Linked DNA regions of Homo sapiens: all the other regions are linked to region 1. Evidence: chromatin loops called from intact Hi-C (ENCODE). Cell type or tissue: OCI-LY7. All regions are shown on one strand.

Region 1 (5,000 bases):
CTTCCAGGGAGGGATCTGGGGAATAAACACCCTGATCTCAATCTCTTCCCTCCCTCCCATCTCCCGCCAACATTTCTCATTAGCCAAACCCATTTTAAGTGTTAAGACAGTGGGCAGAGGAATACAAAGAGGTCAGCTTCCCAGAGCACAGGGTAGACAAGGGTGAGGGTCGATCTGGAAGGGCAAATGGAAGATACCTGCATAGGCAGAGATGGACCACACACATCTTCATTCTATGATTAGGTCACATTACAGATATATTTATAATGCATATGGAATCAAGGCATTCACACAGGACAGGAACAGATGTGTGATCCCCCGGCACAGCCTGCCTTGTCCCCCAAAGTCCCTTAAAGGCACATAAGCACTGGCAGTACACAGTGAGGCCTTGCTGAGTAAGAGCCCCTCATTTCTTGCCACCCTAAGTTCTATATATCCATATTCAAGAAGACATTGACAGGGACCTCTGAATACTATGCAAAGGAGCTTGGATTGTCTGTGCAAAATTGAACCATCAAAGTTCAATGATAAGAGCAACGTCATGATTATGTCTTTGTTTGGAAAGATTTTTTTGTTGACCTTGTGGAGCTGAAATTAGAAAAGGAAGTGAATGAAAGCTAGGAGACCATTTAGAAAGCCATTACCATAATCCAGGAGAGAGATAAATTCAGTACCAGCATTTGGTGGTTTACACTTTTAAAAATCCCTGGTGCCTAATATTTTGTGATATATAAGGAATGATACAAAATTTGTTCCTTCAACTTTGAAGTTTCTGTATTTATTTTTCCATTGATTTCTCTTGCTTCCTTACCTCCCATAACCAATCATTCATCAAGTACTAGTGAGTCTAACTTTTAATATCTCGAGAACCTGTACTCTTCTCTCTGCCAATGCATTGATAAAGGCCACATTTATCACATAGACTAACATTTCTCAACTATGCACAAAATGTTCTTAGGGATTCCATGAAAAAAAGAAAAGTTTTCTTGTCAAACACTTTGTGAAGCCCTGGGATAAACAAATTTAAATAGGTTGCTTTTCTGAGCTTTAAAGAATGCTTACATGACTTGGGAATTCCTAGAGAGAAGTTCCCTCTTTTCATAGAAAGCCTATTAACATCTCCAGTGGTCCTCAGAATACAGATTGTAAAATGCTGACATGGACAAATAAAGGTTTTTCTCTGCATTTCTGCAAAACTTCTTTCAGTCTGCTGACTTTCTGCATGTATTGCCCCCAGGAAAGGGATCACATCGTACAAGGCAGAGAAAAAGGTAATCAATTCTTACAGTTTGGATTTCAAAAGTTAAGGGAACAATAATTCATGGGCCATATATTTGAAAGACTAAGATCAGTAGGAGCAAAGCTTTCTATATTCAGACTAGATAAAAGGAAGAAAGGGGGAAAATGGTTGACATTAAGTGGAGAGTTTTGATACAAGAGATTAAGAGGGCCCAGGTCCCAACCCACTCACCAGCCCTGCACTGAGCCCTGATGGAGGAAAAGGAATCAGAAACCCCAGGATGGTTTGGTGGGATCTAAGAACAAAAGGAACCTGTGCCTACCCAGCAAGACAGAGCTCTGGGAAGAAAGCAAGACTTTACAAATAAAATTGCTGAAATGTAATTTGTGTCTGTATTAGGAATTCTCAATCTCAGCACTATTGATATTTTGGTCTGGATAATTTTTTGCTGTGGGATCCTCATGTGGGTTGTAGAATATTTAACAGCTTCCCTGGCCTCTGCCCTCCAGATGCTTGTAACATACTCCCCATCCCCAGTTGTAACTACTAAACATGTTTCTAGACATTACCAAATGTCTCCTGGGGGCAAAATCTCCATTGAGAGCCACTGGTTTAGGTAAAATCCTAGAGAGAATTTCTTCCTATCCTAGCACAGGTCATGAGTAGTAGAAAGAATCATTTGAGAAGATCCAGGGCAACATACTTGGATGATGTCCTAGAACCAGATGAGATTAAAAGCAAAACACCCCAATGGCAATGGACGCCTGAGAGGACTGATCACTCTCAAGAACAAAATGACACACTCCCCACAAATACTTCCACATTGCAGCTAAATTACTTAAGAACACAGATACCAGAGCATACTGGAAGCCAGGCTGCCTACCTTTAAATCCCAGGAATCACTCAACTTTCTGGACCTCAGTTTCCTCATATCTGTGAGATGGAGATAATGACAGTACATACCACACAGGGTTACAATGATAATTAAATGAGTTAAATTTTGTGAAGTACTTGCTCTTTATTTAATTAAATTTTGAGTAAGTGGTGGTTTTTACTATGTATATAAACACCCCTGGGATTAGTTCCAAGTCAGAGAAGGAGAATGTGACCCTGAATTATTAATATAACTAAACTTCTGCCATCAGATCAAATAGGTTCACACTATTCTATGAAACTGAAACTAAAAATAAAGTTATTTTTACAAAACCAGTTTGTGTTCAGAAATTTCTCCTCATTCACTGGTCTCTTTGCATGCAGTCTAAACTTCCCTGTCTTTGTCCCTTAATGTATCTTCATACCACCATTGTGCTCATCTAATAAAATCTTAAATCTGATCACATATGAGTTTTCCATTATCCACAGCTATGGTCCCACAGAGATGCTCAAGAACTCAGGGTTGTATGGGGAGGGCATGGCATGAAACTCTGGTGTGCTTCTCCATGATTAACTCTTTCATAGATTGAGTTTCCTTGTAAGATTTTATTTGAAAAATTCATATGTTCCTACAAAATGTCACTGGCCCACAGAGACCCCACCAGATGGCAGTCGAGGCCACCATGAGCAGCCCTTACCCCTCCCTCCAGCTGTTCAGCAAAGCCCCTGTGATCCAGATGAAGAGTCACTGGTAGAGTCCATGTGCCGTTAGCCTCATAGTTTTGCACATGCTATTTCATCTGCTTAAAATATTCTTGTCAATTTCCTGCAGATAAGAAGCCATCGGAGTGGTCTTTTACTGGGAAACATGCTTGGATTTGCATTCTTAAAAGGAAACTGATGGACTAAAGGCCTCTCCAGACTTTGGTGTGGAGGGAGCCTGCCTCAGGTGCTGTAGGATTCTTTGCCAAAGCTAGGGATATACAGCTTCCCTAGGTGTCACCGCCCCCACCCCAAAACTCTGCCACAGCATTGAGGGTGCTCCAAAGATGCAGACCATTGTATCCATTAACCTTAGAAAATCAATCTCTCTCTTCCATTCTTTCATACCTTCCTGTTTACCTTCCCAAAGGTCTCTGCTCCTCCTACCTCCCAGGATAGAATCCCCTCAAGGGGCCTCTAACACACCAAAGCCATTTCTCTTCTAGTATGGACAATTTCTCTTTCCTTTCTGCAACACAACTCTCCCCTGAGGCAAAGGGAGCACAGGGGAACTAGCTACCTATGTGGAAAGGGAAAAGAAGTGTACATCTAGAGTAAAAATCACAGCCAATCACCCTTCCACCTGCATATATATCTCAGTGAATCGGAACTTCTTTCTTCGTACCTTCCTTGAATAAGTTTAGATTCATTTTGTTAACAGAAAAATAGAATATTTTTTAAGTCCAATCAAGACACACATCTATATAGAAGCATTACTACACAAGATAAATATTAACTGAGTTATATATTATCCATATACTTGTGACATAGGTATATACCAAAAGCAGTACCTCACACAGTAACTGCCTCTCTCTTTTCCAAATCTTCAATGCTGTTAAATCAGTGATGGAAAATGCTGCTATTTCCTCAGAAGGGTCACCATTCATTGTCTTCATTTGTGCATTGGTATATGTGCCCTTCCAGTTCAATGCTACAACCCATCAGATCACCTCCTTTTCTGTCCCATTTGGCAGCCAGTCTCAGGACTGCTGCTGTTTTTCCATCTGTCAAACTCAATCTACCTTCAACATACAGGCAGGGCCTGGAGACTGGACTGAGTAAAGAACAATAAAGTCAGGCTGGTTTCACCCTGAATTTTATCTACTTTGAGGGGAAAAAGGAATTCTAATAACATGGAAAATTCCCTTTGCAGGAGTCTGCCTAGAACTGGGCTTCCAGCCTTGGGAGACAGCAACCCCATTCAGTGAACAGCTTTTGCAGAGTCTGCCCAGCTACAAGAATTCCTTCCTCTTAACCCCCAGAAAGAAGCGAGCAAGCCATTTTGAACAATTCTGTACAATGAGCCCATACTCCTTTTTATAGCAGATCGGTCCAGAGATGATTCGTGATCCAAGTTGGTCTATTAGATAGAACAGAAAATGCCTGCGTAACCTCCTTAAAAACGGACATCGATTGAAACCGCCTCCTCCATTTGCTTGTTGTATGAACTTTGGGTAAAGAATTTAACTTCTCTTGACCTATTTCTTCATCTGTAAAAAAAATAGTTTGAACTAAATGATTTTTAAATTTCCTTTCTGCTCTTGCAGTATGGTTCTCACAATAAAGGTGGGTTCTAGAGTCAATGAGGCCTTGGTTCACAGTCATATCCTGTCAGTCACTATAGTCTTATGACTTAAAAAGATTTCTCAACTTTCTAAGCATCAGTTTCAAAATGGGGACTATGATAATGTCTGCCTTGCTATTAAATGATATAATACATGTTCTGGGCTTAAAACACTACTACACACAGTCAAGCACCCCATAGTCTCTGGTTGCTACCACTGGTGTTATTTCTACTTCAGCAAGATTTAAAATTAAAGAAAGAAGCAAGGAAGAAAAGGAAACCAAGGTGAAAACATCATAATTGTTCAGCCAAAAGAATTATCTGAATAAAAAAAATTAAACCTTTGATTCACTGATACTGCAAAAAGGTTGGGAGAGAGAGTAAATAATCAATATGACTCTCCAAGCAAGTAAAAATGTACAGGATGTTTAATTGTGGCCCTAAAAAAGAAGGCAACACTACTTATATCAAGCTCTATCACTCTCAGAACTTGAAAATCCAATAAGAAAGGGTCCTCCAAATACAAAGAGCGTTGGGTAAAATCATAACTCTCTCGTGAGT
Region 2 (5,000 bases), 57 kb after region 1:
ACTTATTTACTACCACAAAACTGTTAAAGAGAAAGAATTCAATGTTTATTCTGCCTTTCTTAAACAAACTCTAAGCAAATAAATGATGAAGGAAGTATTCAAATTAATAAATGATGAAGGAAGGATAGAATTAGAATGTCACCATTTTGAAATATTTAGTTGATGAATATATTGGAGCATCGAGCGTCAGTGGCTGCTAACATCACAGAAAGAGCAGCAACCAGACATTACGTTCTTCTTGATGGATAAACATATCACCACCCATGAAACAATCTCGTCCCCACAAAAAAAAATTAAACCTGAATCTGATCCAACTATTTCATCCAACTGTTTATGCTGGGGAAATACAAAAGAAGAGGAACATATTAAACAAAACCACAGAAGTTTAATAAGAAATTCTGCTATAGTCTGACTGTGTTCCCCAGAATTCATGTTTTAAAAAATACCCAATGCATAAGTGTTGGGAAGTGAATTAATGCTGCATTGGGTATTAAGTGTTTGAAACACGAATTCTGAGGGACACAGGTTCTCTTCTTGCTGCTTTTCTGCCATGTGAGGACATAGCATTCCTCCTCTCCAGAGAATACAGAAGGCGTCATGATGGAACCAGACATCTAACCTACCAGTACCTTGATCTTGGACTTCTCAGCCTCCAGAATTGTGAGAAATAAATTTCCGTTTTTAATAAGTTACCCAGTCTCAGATATTCTGTTATAGCAACAGAAACAGGCTAAGACAAATACCTAGACTATAGGTATACCTAGACTACCAATAAACAACCTAGTCTCTTCAAAAATAAATTGCAAGGGGGGAAAAGATAGAGAGAATTTATAGACTAACAAAATTAAGGAAGACACAGCAATGAAAGCCAAAAGGGATTTCAATGGTAGAATCTTGTTTGAAAATTCAAACAAATCCTACAGAATTATAAAATTTATGAGCCAATTTGAACTTTGAACCCTTTCTTGGACATTTGATATTAAGGAATTATTAGTTGTTTTGAGGTGTCATAAGGGTATTATGATTATATTTATTGCAAAAAGTCCTCATCTTTTAGAGATACAGTCTTCAAATGTTTCTAGAAAAATTAGTGATATTTAGGATTTGCTTCAAAATAATATAGAAATACAGCCAGGTGCAGTGGTGTGTGTCTTTGATTCTAGCTACTCAGGAGGCTGAGGTGGGAGAATTGCTTGAGCCCAGGAGTGTGAGTCTAGCCTTGGCAACATAGTGAGACATCATATACCTCCCCTACCCCCCAAAAATGTGGAAGTAGCTAAGTGCATACCAGTACGGATTAACAAGAATGTTAACTCTTAAAACTATTGGTTGGCACAGTGGCCCACACCTGTAATCCCAGCACTTTGGGAGGCCGAGGTGGGCAGATTATCTGAGGTCAGGAGTTCGAGACCACCCTGGCCAACATGGTGAAACTCGTCTCTACTAAAACTACAAAAATTAGCTGGGCATGGTGGCGCACGCCTGTAATCCCACCTACTCGAGGGGCTGAGGCAGGAGAATCACTTGAACTCGGGAGACGGAGGTTGCAGTCAGCAGAGACCGCACAATTGCACTCCAGCCTGAGTGACAGAGAGACTCCATCTCAAAACAAAAACAAAAACAAAAAAAACTCTTGGGGGTTCTGTACTAGTAGGTCTATTTTTGTACATGTTTTAAACTCTCCATCATAAAAATATTTTTTAAATTTGTCTCTTGATCCTGCACTCTTTTTGTCTACGGCTTCATTTTTCTGCTCCCTATTGGAACAAAGTTCTGCATAAAACCTGTCTCCACTTTTTCACCTTCCATTTTCACTCTTTCCAAACAGACATTTTGCTTCCCTTATTCCGGTGAAACTTTTGTTATCCAGTTGCCCTGTGACCTCTATAGGCCAAATCCAGTCCTCAATCTCTTTCCTCATCTCACTCAGCCTCTTAGAACATTAGCATCAATTGGACCATTCTTGATTTTTGTGCTGTCCCTGCCTCACAAGCTTCTAATTTCACTGGCTACTCCTTTGGTTTCTCTCAGAATGCTGGAATGCCACTGACTCCCTGTCGACACATGTCACTAGGTAATCTCTCCCAGTTCCACAGCTTTAGACCTGGTGGGAATGCTGATGGTTCCCAACTTTCCATTCTCATCCCTGAGCCCTAACTCATATGTCCAATGGCATGGCAATGAGTAGCAGGCAGAAATCTTAACATTAATGAATGAGCAATGAGACTCCTGATCCTGCTTCCTCCCACTTCACATATTCTCTCTCCCCACCCTGGTATCCCCCATCTTAATAATGCATCAACATCTTCCCAGTAACTCAGGCAAAAAACAAAACAAAACAAAACAAAACAAAAAACAAAAAACCCTCAAAGTTATGTTTGACCTTTTTTCCCCTACTCTGCACATTTAATTTGTGAGGAAGTCCTGTAAGCTCTGATTTAAATATATTCTAAACTGATGTTTTAGTGCGGTCAGACTACCATAACAGAATACCACAGGCTGGGTGGCTTTCTGTTTACAACAGTAATTTATTTTCTCATGGTTCAAAATTAAAATGCCAACTGGTTCCATTCTCAGTGAGGCCTCTTCCTGGTTTGCAGATAGCTGCTTAATTGCTGTGTCCTCACATGGCAGAGAGAGAGAGAGAGAGCGCACCCTGGTGTCACTTCTTATAAGGACACTAACCCTATTGTATCAGGGCCTCAGCCTTACAACCTCCTTTAACTTTGTAGGCCCTGTTGCCAAAATACAGTCACGTTGGCCTCTAACGCCTCAACATGTGAATTCTGGGGAAGAACACAATTCAGTCCACAGCACCTGAGCACAGTTATTTCAGAGCTCTTACATTTTTCCTTCTGCCTAGAATATTTTCTCCAATGTCAGGGCTATCATCTTTCCAACACTTGGAACTCAGGGCAAACGTCCCTTCCCAGAAAGCCCTTCCCTGAACCCTCTGTCTAAAGTACCCACATAAACCCAACTCATCTCAGTTACTCCCATCATTGCCTCTGCTTTATTTTCTTTATAATTCTGACCACTATCTAAAATACCATATAGTTATTTTCTCATCAACTGTATTGTGACTATTCTCACTAGCTTCACAGGAGCAGGGACCTTGTGAAGCAGGAGGGTGGTTGGCAGGAAGTGGTGAACGAGTGGATCATGATGCCCCCACAGTGCTCAAGGCACTTAACAGCAAGACCCTGCCTGTTTTGCCATCACTGAGCCACAGTGCCTACATTATTAGACACAGTAGATGCTGAATAAAAAATTATTGATTAAATGAATGAAGGAGTGTAAGCATCCTCAAATTGTAACTTATTAGCCCCTCCATCTTGGCCCTAGTCTTCTCCAATTTTCTTTGAGATTTGTACAGCTGTCACTAAAATAGAGTCATGCATCCCTTAACAATGGGATACAATTGGAGAAATGCATGGTTAGGTGATGTCATCATTGTGTGAGTATCATAGAGTGTACTTACACAAACTTAGATGGTATAGCCTACCATACGCCTAGGCTCTATGGTATAGCCTGTTGCTCCTAGGCAACAAACCTATACACATAATTACTGTACAGAACACTGTAAGCAATTATGACACACTGAGAAGTATTTGGTATTTAAACATAGAAAAGAGACAACAAATATATGGTATGAAAGATTAAAAATAAAAACAAACAGCACATCTGTATAGGGCATTTGCCAAGAATGGAGCTTGCAGAATTGGAAGTTGATCTGGGTGAGTCCGTGAGTGAGTGCTGAGTGAAGGCCCAGGACATTACTATACACTACTGTAGACTATGAACAAAGCACACTTAGGCTACACTAAATTTATTTTTAAAACTTTCTTTAATATTAAATTGACCTTATATCACTGTAACTTTTTTATTTTATAAACTTTTTAATTGTTTTTAACTTTTTCACTCTTTTGTAAGAACAGCTTAAAACACAAAAACATTGTACAGCTGTATAAAAATATTTCAATGTTTATATCCTTATTCTATAAGCTTTTATCTATTTTAATTTTTAAACTTTTTGTTAAAAACTAAGCTGCAAACACATTCATTGCCCTAGGCCAACACAGGGTCAGAATCATCAATATCACTGTCTTCCACCTCACCTTGTCCCACTGGAAGACTTTCAGGGGCAATACCCCACATGAAGCTGTTATCCCTTGTATCAATGCCTTCTTCTGCAATACCTCCTGATGAACCTGCCAGAGGTTGTTTTACACGTTAACTTTTTTTGTAAGTAGAAGTTCAACACTGTAAAATAATGATAAAAAGTATAGTATAGTAAGTAAATCAACCATTTATTATCATTATCAAGTATTATGTACTATACATAATCGTATGTGTACATAGTTCTGTACAACTGGCAGCACAGCACAGCTGGTTTGTTTATATGAGGATCACCATAAACACATGACTAATGTGTTGCACTAGGAAGTTTTGATGGCTATTACATCACCAGGCAATAAAAATTTTTCAGTTCCGTTATAATCTTATGGGACCACCATCTCATCTGCAGTCCATTGTTGACTGAAATGTTTTGCGGTGTATGACCGTACCTATTTTTTCTTCTTCCATTTTTAATGACTTCATAACTTCCAGATTCCTGCATCTTCTCAATGTTTCTCAAAATGATTTAAAGAATAAGTGACAAGAAATTTATATTAAACGTGTCTTAGTCTGTTTTATGATGCAATAACAGAATATCACAGACTAGTAATTTATAATGAACAGAAATACATTTGGCTCACAGTTCTGGAGGCTAGAAAGTCCAGGAGCATGGTGCCAGCATCTGGTGAGGGTCTTCATGCTGCATCATCCCATGGTGGAAAGGCAAGAGAGGATGAGAGAGAGTGAGAAAGAAAACCAAACTCATCCTTCCATCAGAAATCTACTCCCAATATAACAGCATTAAGCCATTCATGAGGGCTCTGTCTAACTACCTCTTAGAGGTCCCACCACTCAACACTGTTACACTGGAGATTAAATTT
Region 3 (5,000 bases), 240 kb after region 1:
GGGAATGTAAATTAGTTTAGCCACTGTGGAAAGCAATATGGAGAAGTTCTCGAACTTAAAACAGAAATACCATTTGACCCAGCAATCCCATTACTGGGATCTAAAGGAAAATCATTCAACCAAATCTCAATCTCAATCTCTCTCCTTTATTTACAACAGCAAAGACATGGAATCTACTTAGATGTCCATCAGTGGTGGATTGGATAAAGAAAAAATGTGGTATATGTACACCATGGAATACTACACAGTCACAAAAAAGAAATCATGTCCTTTGCAAAAATATGGATACAGTTGGAGGTCATTATCCTAAGTGAATTAATGCAGGAACGGAAAACCATGTAACACATGCTCTCACTTATAAGTTGAGAGGTAAACATTGGGTACTCATGGACATAAAGATGAATAATAGACACTGGGGACTACTAGATTGGGAAATGAAGGGGAGAAGGATTGAAAAGCTATTTGATACTATCTAGTCTCAGTACCTGGATAATGGGATCAATCATATCCCAAACCTCAGCATCACACAATATACCCAAATAACAAGTCTGCACATATACCCAAATCTAAAATAAAAGCTAAAATCATAAAAAAATTCAAAGGCCTCTTAAAATGGTTGTAAGATTACCTAATACTAATTTTAATGAAAATGTCAGCAATTGTAGTCAGAATTTTTTTTTTTTTTTTTTTTTTTGCGACAGAGTCTTGCTCTCTCACCCAGGTTGGAGTGCAACAGCACCATCTCCGCTCACTGCAACCTCTGCCTCCCGGGTTCAAGCTATTCTCCTGCCTCAGCCTCCCCAGTAGCTGGGATTAAAGGCTCCTGCCGCCATGCCCGGCTAATTTTTGTATTTTTAGTAGAGACGGAGTTTCACTGTGTTCTCCAGGCTGTCTCAAACTCCTGAGCTCAGGCAATCCACCCGCCTCGGCCTCCCAAAGTGCTAGGATTACAGGCGTGGGCCACCACGCCCAGCTGTAGTCAGAATGCCTTTAAAGCACATGCAATTTCTGTCATGTTATGAAGCTTCTCAAAGTCATCTCATTACTTAAGTCACAGTGGAGGGATTGGAGCCAGCTGAAGCCAGAGTTGTGAAGTTCTGCTTAGAACTTCTATATTTGGTTCTCCATTTACTTTCTTGATGGCAGTACACCCACACTCTTTATAGGCATATAATGCTCATATATAGCCCTCTATATAAAAATCTGTTTGCAGATAAGAGACAGCCATACTTTTATTTAAACAAACTGGTGATTCATTGTATGCCTTTGACAGATATTATAAAACAAGTTTTCTTTGCTGCTATTGGTGATCATAGAAGGCAGATATCTAAACATATAAGACCTTACACTTTGCATCAATCTGATAGCTGCTTTCATAATATTGTAATGAATTGATGAACCAAAGAAAGACCTTGTGCATTATCTAGTTCAGTTCCTTTATGGGGGTGAAAGTGGTGGGCAGTTGGTGAGTGGGGGTGTAGAGGACCCTAAGACCCCAGAACAATGCACTTTTCCCAGCCTCAGAGGTGTAGTGGCAGTGAAGGATTGGAATCCAGGCTACCTAAAAATACTAGTCCAGAATTCAGCCTTGTGATAAGTAGCGTAACATGTATTTAAATGTACAGGCTCTGGAGGTAGACCTTCTAGATTTAATTTTGGTTCCATCCAGCCCTTGCCATTTATTTAACCTGTGCCTCAGTACGAGCGTCTATCTCACAGTCTTGGTGAGAATACATGAGCTAAATGAAGCTTAAGATAGCCTGGCATAGTGAGAACTCTATAGATGTTAATGACACCATGTTGCCTTAAGAAGGCTGGTCTGCTTTGCTATTTGACCTATATTTAGAATCATTTAAGCTGTTGGTAGTTCCATCTCATGCTATAGTGTTATGTATTCTACTTTTTCAGGCCATTAGAGAGGTTATTCTCATTGGCTTATGACTCGACCCATGAATAAAATGCCATTAGGGCTGCCATAAAAAGTATTGGGCTATATATCTTTGGTAGTTGTGTGTAGTAAACTGAGGTTCCTATAATCCAGTGCTTTAAGCATGGAGTAGGGAATTCTTTGCAAGGATTCCTGCTGCCTGTTTCTGGGGAAACAACCATTTTGTCTACTTGATATTTCCCAAATGGACTCTATTAGCATGTTGAGGTAACACTTTATTCTTTTTTTACACTTAATTGCTACTGCTGTTGAAGCAGCAACATGCTCCCTAACCTCCTTCTAGCATGAAGACAGCTTTATGCTGGGGCCAGAACTACGTATTTGTTTTTTCTGTTCTGGTTGGTAACATTCCATCTCTAGTGCTGGGTTAACCCATGAACATTTGATTTTAGGAATTATTCGTGTTTCCAGAAATGTAAGACTGACTTTTTTCAATAGCTCTGAGTTATAGTTGAACATGGAGGCTAAATTATTTTGATCTTGACATCATTAAAAGGTGTTCCTCACTACCTCAGTGAATTACATTAGTCTGTGACAGTGAATTTTTTTAGAGAAATACCATCCCCTTGTGGTATAATGTGGTACACCATTGGATGAGGATAATTTAAGAAATAAAACGTTTGTAAATTCTCAATTCTCTGTAAGTATAGCAAATCCCTCTTAATAAGAACATTAAATAATGTATACTGTGTGCAGTACTTTTTTCACATTTCTGTTATTAACAAGTAATAACAGAAAAAAGACGAGTGTCCATTCCCCAGCATCCTCCTAAAAGCTAAATCTTTATAATATTTAATATTTATAATTTAATACTTAATATTTAACTTTTGCCAACTGGTGAAAATTTTTATGTCAGTTTTATGTTTTCCTGATTAGTTGTGAAGTTGAGAATCTTAACATCTATTTACCATTTATTTTCTCCTCTGAAAATTGCTTGTTCACTGCTTTTGTTTTATCTATTGAGTTTGTTCTTGTCTTTTTCTTGTTGGTCTATAAGAGTAGTTCTTATATTTAGGGTTTTAACTTTGGTATTTTATGTATTGTAAATCGTTCTTTTCTTTGTTTACTTGTTTTAATGTTTGTGAGATCCTTTTTTGGACAAAAGTTAAATATTTTTTATATTCAAATATGTTAATCTTTCTCCTTACAAAAGCTGTGTTTTCATATTCCCTAGGAAGCTCTTCCCCATTCCATGTTTATAAAATTTTCATCCAATGTGTTTTATGGTTTATGGTTTCTTTTGCTTTTCTTCCCAAATGAATGGCTAATGGTCTAAATAATGTTTATTCAGTAGCTTACCTTTTCCACACTGATTTGAAAATGTTACTAGTATCTCAAGATCTAAATTACCCTATAATAGTTTTTAGATATGCTTTTTATATCTTGTGGGCAAGTTTGTATTCTTTGTTCCTTTTAAAGTATTTTGGCCACCCAAGTACTTCTTCTTTCTATATAAATTTTAGATTCAGATTATTTGGTTTTAAAACATCCTGTTAAAATCTTATTCATACTGTCTCAATTGTTAATTTGGCAAGAGTACATATTTAAACCATTGAGTCTTCTTATCTAGAAATTTGGTATATATCTTTCCATTTATGTTCTTGGTACAATTGAATATCTACTGTAAAAACATTGGTTGTCTACCCCATGCTAAAAAATAAATTTCAGATGTAATAGAGAGGTAAATATAAGAGTCGTATGACCTGTCTTCACACCTTTTATTAGAATCTTTCTTAGATAACTTATTTTTATTCTATTATCTATTATCTATTCTAAAATAGTGGCACCTATTTTGTTATTTTATAATTGACCATTGCTAATATGTTAGAGATCTATTGATCTTTAACATTTTAATCTTTATTGGTTCCCTACAGAACTTTCTTCTTAGTTTTTATTATTTCTTGGCTGATTGTCTAAAATTAATTCTTCCATAAATAATGGTATTTACCTCTTTGCAATGTTTTTTTTTCTCTTGCCTCATTACACTGGGGACTTCTAATATAGTTTGTAAAGCAGTGTTGCTAGAAATGTTCCTGATAGTTATTAAATTTCAAGAGGTGGGTGGATCACCTGAGGTCAGGAGTTTGAGACCAGCCTGGCCAACGTGGTGAAACCCTGTCTCTACTAAAAATACAAAAAATTAGCCGGGCGAGGTGGCGGGTGTCTGTAATCCTAGCTACCCGGGAGGCTGAGGCAGGAGAATCACTCGAATCTGGGGGTCGGAGGTTGCAGTGAGCCAAAATCACATCACTGTACTCCAGCCTGGGTGACAGAGCAAGACTCCATCTCAAAACTAAAAAATACTCCATCTTGTTTAGGGCTTTTAATTTATATTTTACCAAATTTTATACTATTTTTTTGAGTCAGTGTCTTGCTTTTTTGCCCAGGCTGCTAGAGTACAGTGGCACAATCACAGCTCACTGAGGCCTTGATCTCTTGGGCTCAAGTGATCTTCCTGCCTCAGCCTCCTAAGTAGCTGGAACAACACACACACACCATCATGGGTTCTTAAATTTTTTTTTTTTTTTTTAAGAAATGGGGTCTTGCTTTGTTGCCCAGGCTGGTTTCAAACTCTTGGCCTCAAGCAAACCTCCTGCTTCAGCCTGCCTAAGTGCTGGCATTACGGATGTGAGTGTATTTTACTAAGAAAATTTTTAACAAATTTTATTAAGCTTTTTCTTGACATATATGATTCCATTTTTTTGATGCTTTAGTATGATATAATTAATTACATTAATAGTTTGGCTACCTTGAACCACCCTAGCGTTTCTCGGATAAAACCCAAATGGTCAAGATAGATTTTTAAAAATCTGCACTTTGGATTTGATTTACCAATAATTTGATTATCAATTTTGTACCTATGTCCTTAAGTTAGCCGCCTTGTTTTGAGCTATCTTTGGGCTTCACCATAAGGATTGTGAAATACCTTAAAGAATGCTTTAAAAAGGTTTCTATTTTATACTCAGAAAAAGTAAGTTTATCTACATAGAAATTGTTTCTTGAAAATTCTTAAAACTATCGGAGCTTTTTTCCTTCATTTGAACATTTTGCA
Region 4 (5,000 bases), 94 kb after region 1:
GGTGCCTCAAAAAAAAAAAAAAAAAGAAAAAGAAAAAAAAGAATTACTGAATCATAGGAAACATTTATGTCCAAATTTAGCTGATACTATGCAACAGTTTTCTTCTTCTTCTTTTCTAAGAAATGTCAGGCTATAAACCATTCTTAGTGCTCACTGGTTTGTGAACACTGAGCATAGAAATAGCCACTTTTTCTTTGCTCCAATAGTACAGGCACAGCACAGCAACTGTGTCTATGGGGCTGGCAAGTCCAGGATAGCATCTGCAGGGCAGGGCAATGATTTTCTTTAACACACTTTCATGCATACATTTGATCTTCATTTTGGTGTCCTAGGTTTTAAGCTAATGCATTTTTGCCTTCTACTTTCTCCTGGTTTACCATAAAATGCTTACATTTGGACTTCAATTGGGTAAATAGTAGTTTGCCTTGCATTTAAAATTTCATAAAACCTCAAGAATCCAAAGTGTATCAAATCATCCTGCCTAGGATTCAAGGAAAATAACTGAACTGTTCCCCATTCATTCATCAAATGTTTATTGAACACCTACAAGCAATTTTTTTATTAAACCTGGGGATATAAAGAAATGTAAAATTCAACTTCCAATCTCCAAGAAGTATCTACAGTAGTTGATGACTCTTTCATCAGTAGCTGTCTGCCCCTTTCTCATGCCTTCCTGTCCTCCTGTCATTTCAACAATAGTTGCCTGCAGCATAAGTAAGCAATGCGTAGCAAGCTGGTAGCCATGAATGGGATTATTTGTGCTACTGTAGGCAGCATCTTTCATTTACCACAAACAATTTTCTCTTCTCTCCTTTGGATAACTATCCATGAGTTTAGTCTTTCCCTTTTCTGGACAAAAAATTATATTAAGGAGAAGAGTAAAATTGTTCTAGAAACTTGAGGAATGGTGATAATACTTATTTTTCACATTCTTTCCTGTATTTTAAGGGTCTGTATGTATTTGTTGTACTTGTGTATAATGGGATTTTCAGACTACATTTATATTGTGTAAGAAGATTGAAAATGTTCACAACGTTCCTGCTGTTCAGTATTTCATATTCTAAAATGATCTCCAGAATACATTGGTTGTTAAGGTAATGTGCTCAAGTATCTTTGTGGCTTAAAGGAGGTATTACAACTCCCAAAATAGCTATGCTTAGTCCTTCTCACTGGTAATATAAAACCAATTTTTGTTTGTGAATTGAATTGTTGCACCTGTGCAGTGCATTTCAAAGCCCAGGAAGGGTGCTGTTAAAGGAGAGATTCTCTGTAATTTATAAAAATGGAGCAGTGATTTCTAGTGAAACAATCAACCTCATCTAAAAATCTCTCATTTAGATGTTTCCATAAAATATTAAGAGACACCCAAAGGTCCTTTATTGTATTTTTTCCATAGGCATCTTTATTGAGTCTGTACTTATTTCCATCTACAGTTAAAGAGCTGCAAGCAGAAGTATGCAAGCAAAAGTATAGGATGGTGGGAATAGCTGATTGTACCAAATGATTCAAACTATCCATCAACAGGAAAATCCTTGAATTAATACAGATACTTTTAGTGCAAGTGGTACCAATCCAAACCAAAGTAGCTTAAGTAGAAAGAGGATTCATTGGCTCATATAACTGGGAGGCTAACTTCAGCCACAACTCAATTCAGGGACTCAAACAAAATTGTTCAGATTCTGCTCCTCTCTCTGGGCCCTGCTTCCTTTTGAGCTGCACTAATCCTCTCCTACTGCACCCTACCTTTTTCTATGGGTCAGTGACTGCTCCAGCTGCAATAAACACCCTTCCTGCTCTGCTATGCCTTTAGACATGGCCATGTGTTTCATGGCCAAATTGAAAAACTACGAGAGAAGAACTCCTTGTGGCCCAGCTTAGGTCATATGCTCCTTCCTGAACCAATTACAGTGCCCAGGGGAATGGGGTACTAGGAGTGGCCAGGCCAGAAAGTTATTTTGTTAGCTGGTTCACTAGAATCATTTCATCAGAGAGAGGAACAATCCTCAGACAAAAAAGCAGCAAATGTTCAGTACAGCTCTCACAGGGGCTTCACATATATTAGTCACAAAAATAGTTTTAGGGCAGGGAAGATCTATGGTTAAACAAAATAGGGTGCTATATAAAGAATGGAACTCACAATGACTCCTAACTCATACCAAAGATACTCATTCCAGGATTTCCTGTTACCAGGAGAGAAGCTGACTTGCAGTTGATTCAATCTCATTTGCTCAATCTTTTAGGTATCGTAATCCATGAAATTACTGATAAAACAACTAGGTAATTCACTTTAACAACCACTTGACTGTCACTGAAGTGTCTGATCAAAAATTAAGGTGTTAGCTGTGTGAGGTGGTATGTGCCTGCAGTTCTAGCTACTTGGGAGGCTGAGGCGGGGGGAACACTTGAGCCCAGGAGTTTGAGACCAGCCTGGGCAACATAGCAAAACCCTGTCTTTACAAATAAAAAGATGGTTAAAAAAAAAATTAAGGTTCTTGCAAGAGTGAACCTTCCAAGGTAACCTATGGACTTTGGGTGATGATGTGTCAATGTAGGTTTGCCAATTGTAGCAAATGCACCCCCTGGTGGGGGTTGTTGATAATGGGGAGGCTATGCACACGTAAGGAGCAAAGCGTACCTGGGAAATCTCTGTACCTTTTGCTCAATATTGCTGTGAACCTAAAATTGCTTTAAAAAATTAAGTCTATTAAAACATTAAAAAATACAGACATAACAAAATGAAGGTATTCAGGTATTAGATAACCTAATTATCTAATTCTCTAACATAGCATTAAAATAATTCAATAGTCACAGCTAGTTGTCCCTCAGATAAAAGTTGGTTACAGCTACAGTAAGAAACCAGAACCTGTATGGGACAATCATATTAACAGGCAAATAATAATGCTTATATTTGCAGAAAACCTACTTATTTCCCTAGAATATCAAAGTATCTTGACAAATAAAAACAGTTGGAACATTGCTGTACACCACTCTATTAAATGAGTTCCTCATTTAAAACAAATTTTGTCCTCACAAAAACAAGAGGGCAATATAAGTCTACAGAGCTTTATTTGAGTATACAAAAGTGATGCTGTGTAGGACAAGCACCATCATTGCCATCCACTGGAGTAATTCCTAAATGTTAGGTCTATGACAATGGTAATGAACTGGGACAATCTTTCCTCCCAGGGCATAATTGGCAGTATCTGGAGATGTACTACAGGACTGGGAGATTTGTACTCTTGGCATCTAGCAGGTAATGCCAGGATCACTGCTGAATATCCCATGTTGCATAGGATAGCCCCATACAACAAATAATCAACTGGTGCAAAATGTCAACAGTGCTGAGGTTAAGAAACTCTGGCCTATGGCAAGATGCAGAGGGAAAGGCAATGTTTAAGACAAAACCCCTGCCCCCAATGATTGTATAATCTGCTTGAGGGGGTAAGATAAATGATAAGGGTGTTTCCTAGCTTTTCTTCTAGGACGTTTATAAATTGAGGTCTTACACTTAAATCTTTAATCCATCTTTAGGTAATTTTTGCAAAATTTTTGTAAAAAAGTTTGTAAAAAGTAAGAGTCTAGTTTCATTCCTCTGAATATGGCTAGCCAGTTATCCCAGCACCATTTATTGAACAAAATAAATCATCAACAGAGTAAACAGATAACCTATAGAATGGGAGAAAATATTCACAAATTATGCATCTGACAGAGGTCTAATATCCAGAATCTATAAGGAATTTAAACAAATCAACAAGCAAAATATAAATAACCCCATTAAAAAATGGGCAAAAGACATGGACAGGTACTTCTCAAAAGGAGACATTCAAGTGACCAACAAACATGAAAAAAATGCTCCATATCACAATCATCAGAGAAATGCAAATCAAAACCACAATGAGATACCATGTCATACCAGTTAGAATGGCTATTATTAAAAGTAAAAAAAAAACAACAGGTGCTGACGAGGCTGAGAAAACAGAACACTTACACACTGTTGGTGGGAACGTAAATTACTTCAGCCACTGTGGAAAGCAGTTTGGAGATTTCTCAGAGAACATAAAACAGAGCTATCATTTGGCCCAGCAATCCCATGACTGGGTATATATGCCCAAAATAATGTAGATTATTATACCAAAAAGACACACACACTCATATCATCATCACCATGCTATTCACAACAGCAAAGATGTGGAATCAACCTAGGTGTCCATCAATGGTGGATTGGATAAAACAAACATGATACACACACACCATGGAATATTACACAGCCATAAAAAATGAAATTATGTCCTTTGTCGCAACATGGATGCAGCCAGTGGCCATTATCCTAAGCAGATAACAGGAACAGAAACCAAATACCACATTTCTCGGTCGTAAGTGGGAGCTAATATGGACATAAACATTGGAACAATAGACACCACAGACTACTAGAGAGGGGAGGGAGGGGATGGGGATGGCAGCATAAGTCGAAAAACTACCTATTGGGTACTAGCTCATTACCTGGGTCTCACATACCCATGTAACAGTCCTACACGTGTATCCCCATATCTAAAATAAAAGCTGAGGCCAGTCAGGGTGGCTCACGCCTGTAATCCCAGCAGTTTGGGAGGCCGAGGCAGGCAGATCATGAGGTCGGGAGTTTGAGACCAGCCTCGCCAACGTGGTGAAACCCCATCTCTACTAAAAATACAAAAATTAGCCAGACATGGTGGCAGATGCCTGTAATCTCAGCTGCTTGGGAGGCTGAGGCAGGAGAACCACCTGAACCTGGGAGGCGGAGGTTGCAGTGAGCCAAGATCACACCGCTGCACTCCAGCTTGGGCGACAGAGTGAGACTCTGTCTCGAAAAAAATAAAATAAAATAAAATAAAAGCTGAAATTTTAAAAAAAGGATAAATGATAAAAATGATCTCAATACACAATGCATTAAGTACTGATTACAGGGTCTTTTAACACATGGGGCTTGAATTGCTTACTTTTATGAGAGTAGCAAGGAAGAT

Evidence for each region. Peaks named below come from ENCODE experiments on the same cell type or tissue, not always from the same donor. Only the 100,000 strongest peaks of a DNase experiment are listed, where the experiment ranks them.
Region 2: a loop joins it to region 1, with 10 times the contacts of the local background. A loop is called at or near these places in 6 of 110 quality-filtered maps.
Region 3: it touches region 1 in a loop (11-fold over the local background); 30 of 110 quality-filtered maps call a loop at or near these places.
Region 4: it touches region 1 in a loop (6-fold over the local background); 9 of 110 quality-filtered maps call a loop at or near these places.

Annotation. Positions count from the first base shown.
Region 1 is chr2:179,839,884-179,844,883 of GRCh38, forward strand. All of the region lies in intron 1 of ZNF385B (zinc finger protein 385B), which reads right to left. Among named protein-coding and RNA genes, the nearest start is that of MIR1258, 19 kb to the right of the region's middle. In OCI-LY7, CTCF peaks have their summits at 2,768 (motif pointing right) and 2,969; a DNase peak (open chromatin) is centred at 2,818; H3K27ac peaks cover 1,211 bases.
Region 2 is chr2:179,896,426-179,901,425 of GRCh38, forward strand. No RefSeq gene overlaps it. Among named protein-coding and RNA genes, the nearest start is that of ZNF385B, 37 kb to the left of the region's middle. In OCI-LY7, CTCF peaks have their summits at 2,655 and 2,857; DNase peaks (open chromatin) are centred at 2,656 and 3,136; H3K27ac peaks cover 1,248 bases.
Region 3 is chr2:180,074,994-180,079,993 of GRCh38, forward strand. No RefSeq gene overlaps it. Among named protein-coding and RNA genes, the nearest start is that of EPCART, 48 kb to the right of the region's middle. In OCI-LY7, a CTCF peak has its summit at 2,519; no DNase peak of the experiment used is centred here.
Region 4 is chr2:179,934,281-179,939,280 of GRCh38, forward strand. LOC124900526 (small nucleolar RNA SNORA43) reads right to left here and starts at 258; the gene lies at 121-258. In OCI-LY7, a CTCF peak has its summit at 2,601 (motif pointing left); a DNase peak (open chromatin) is centred at 2,581.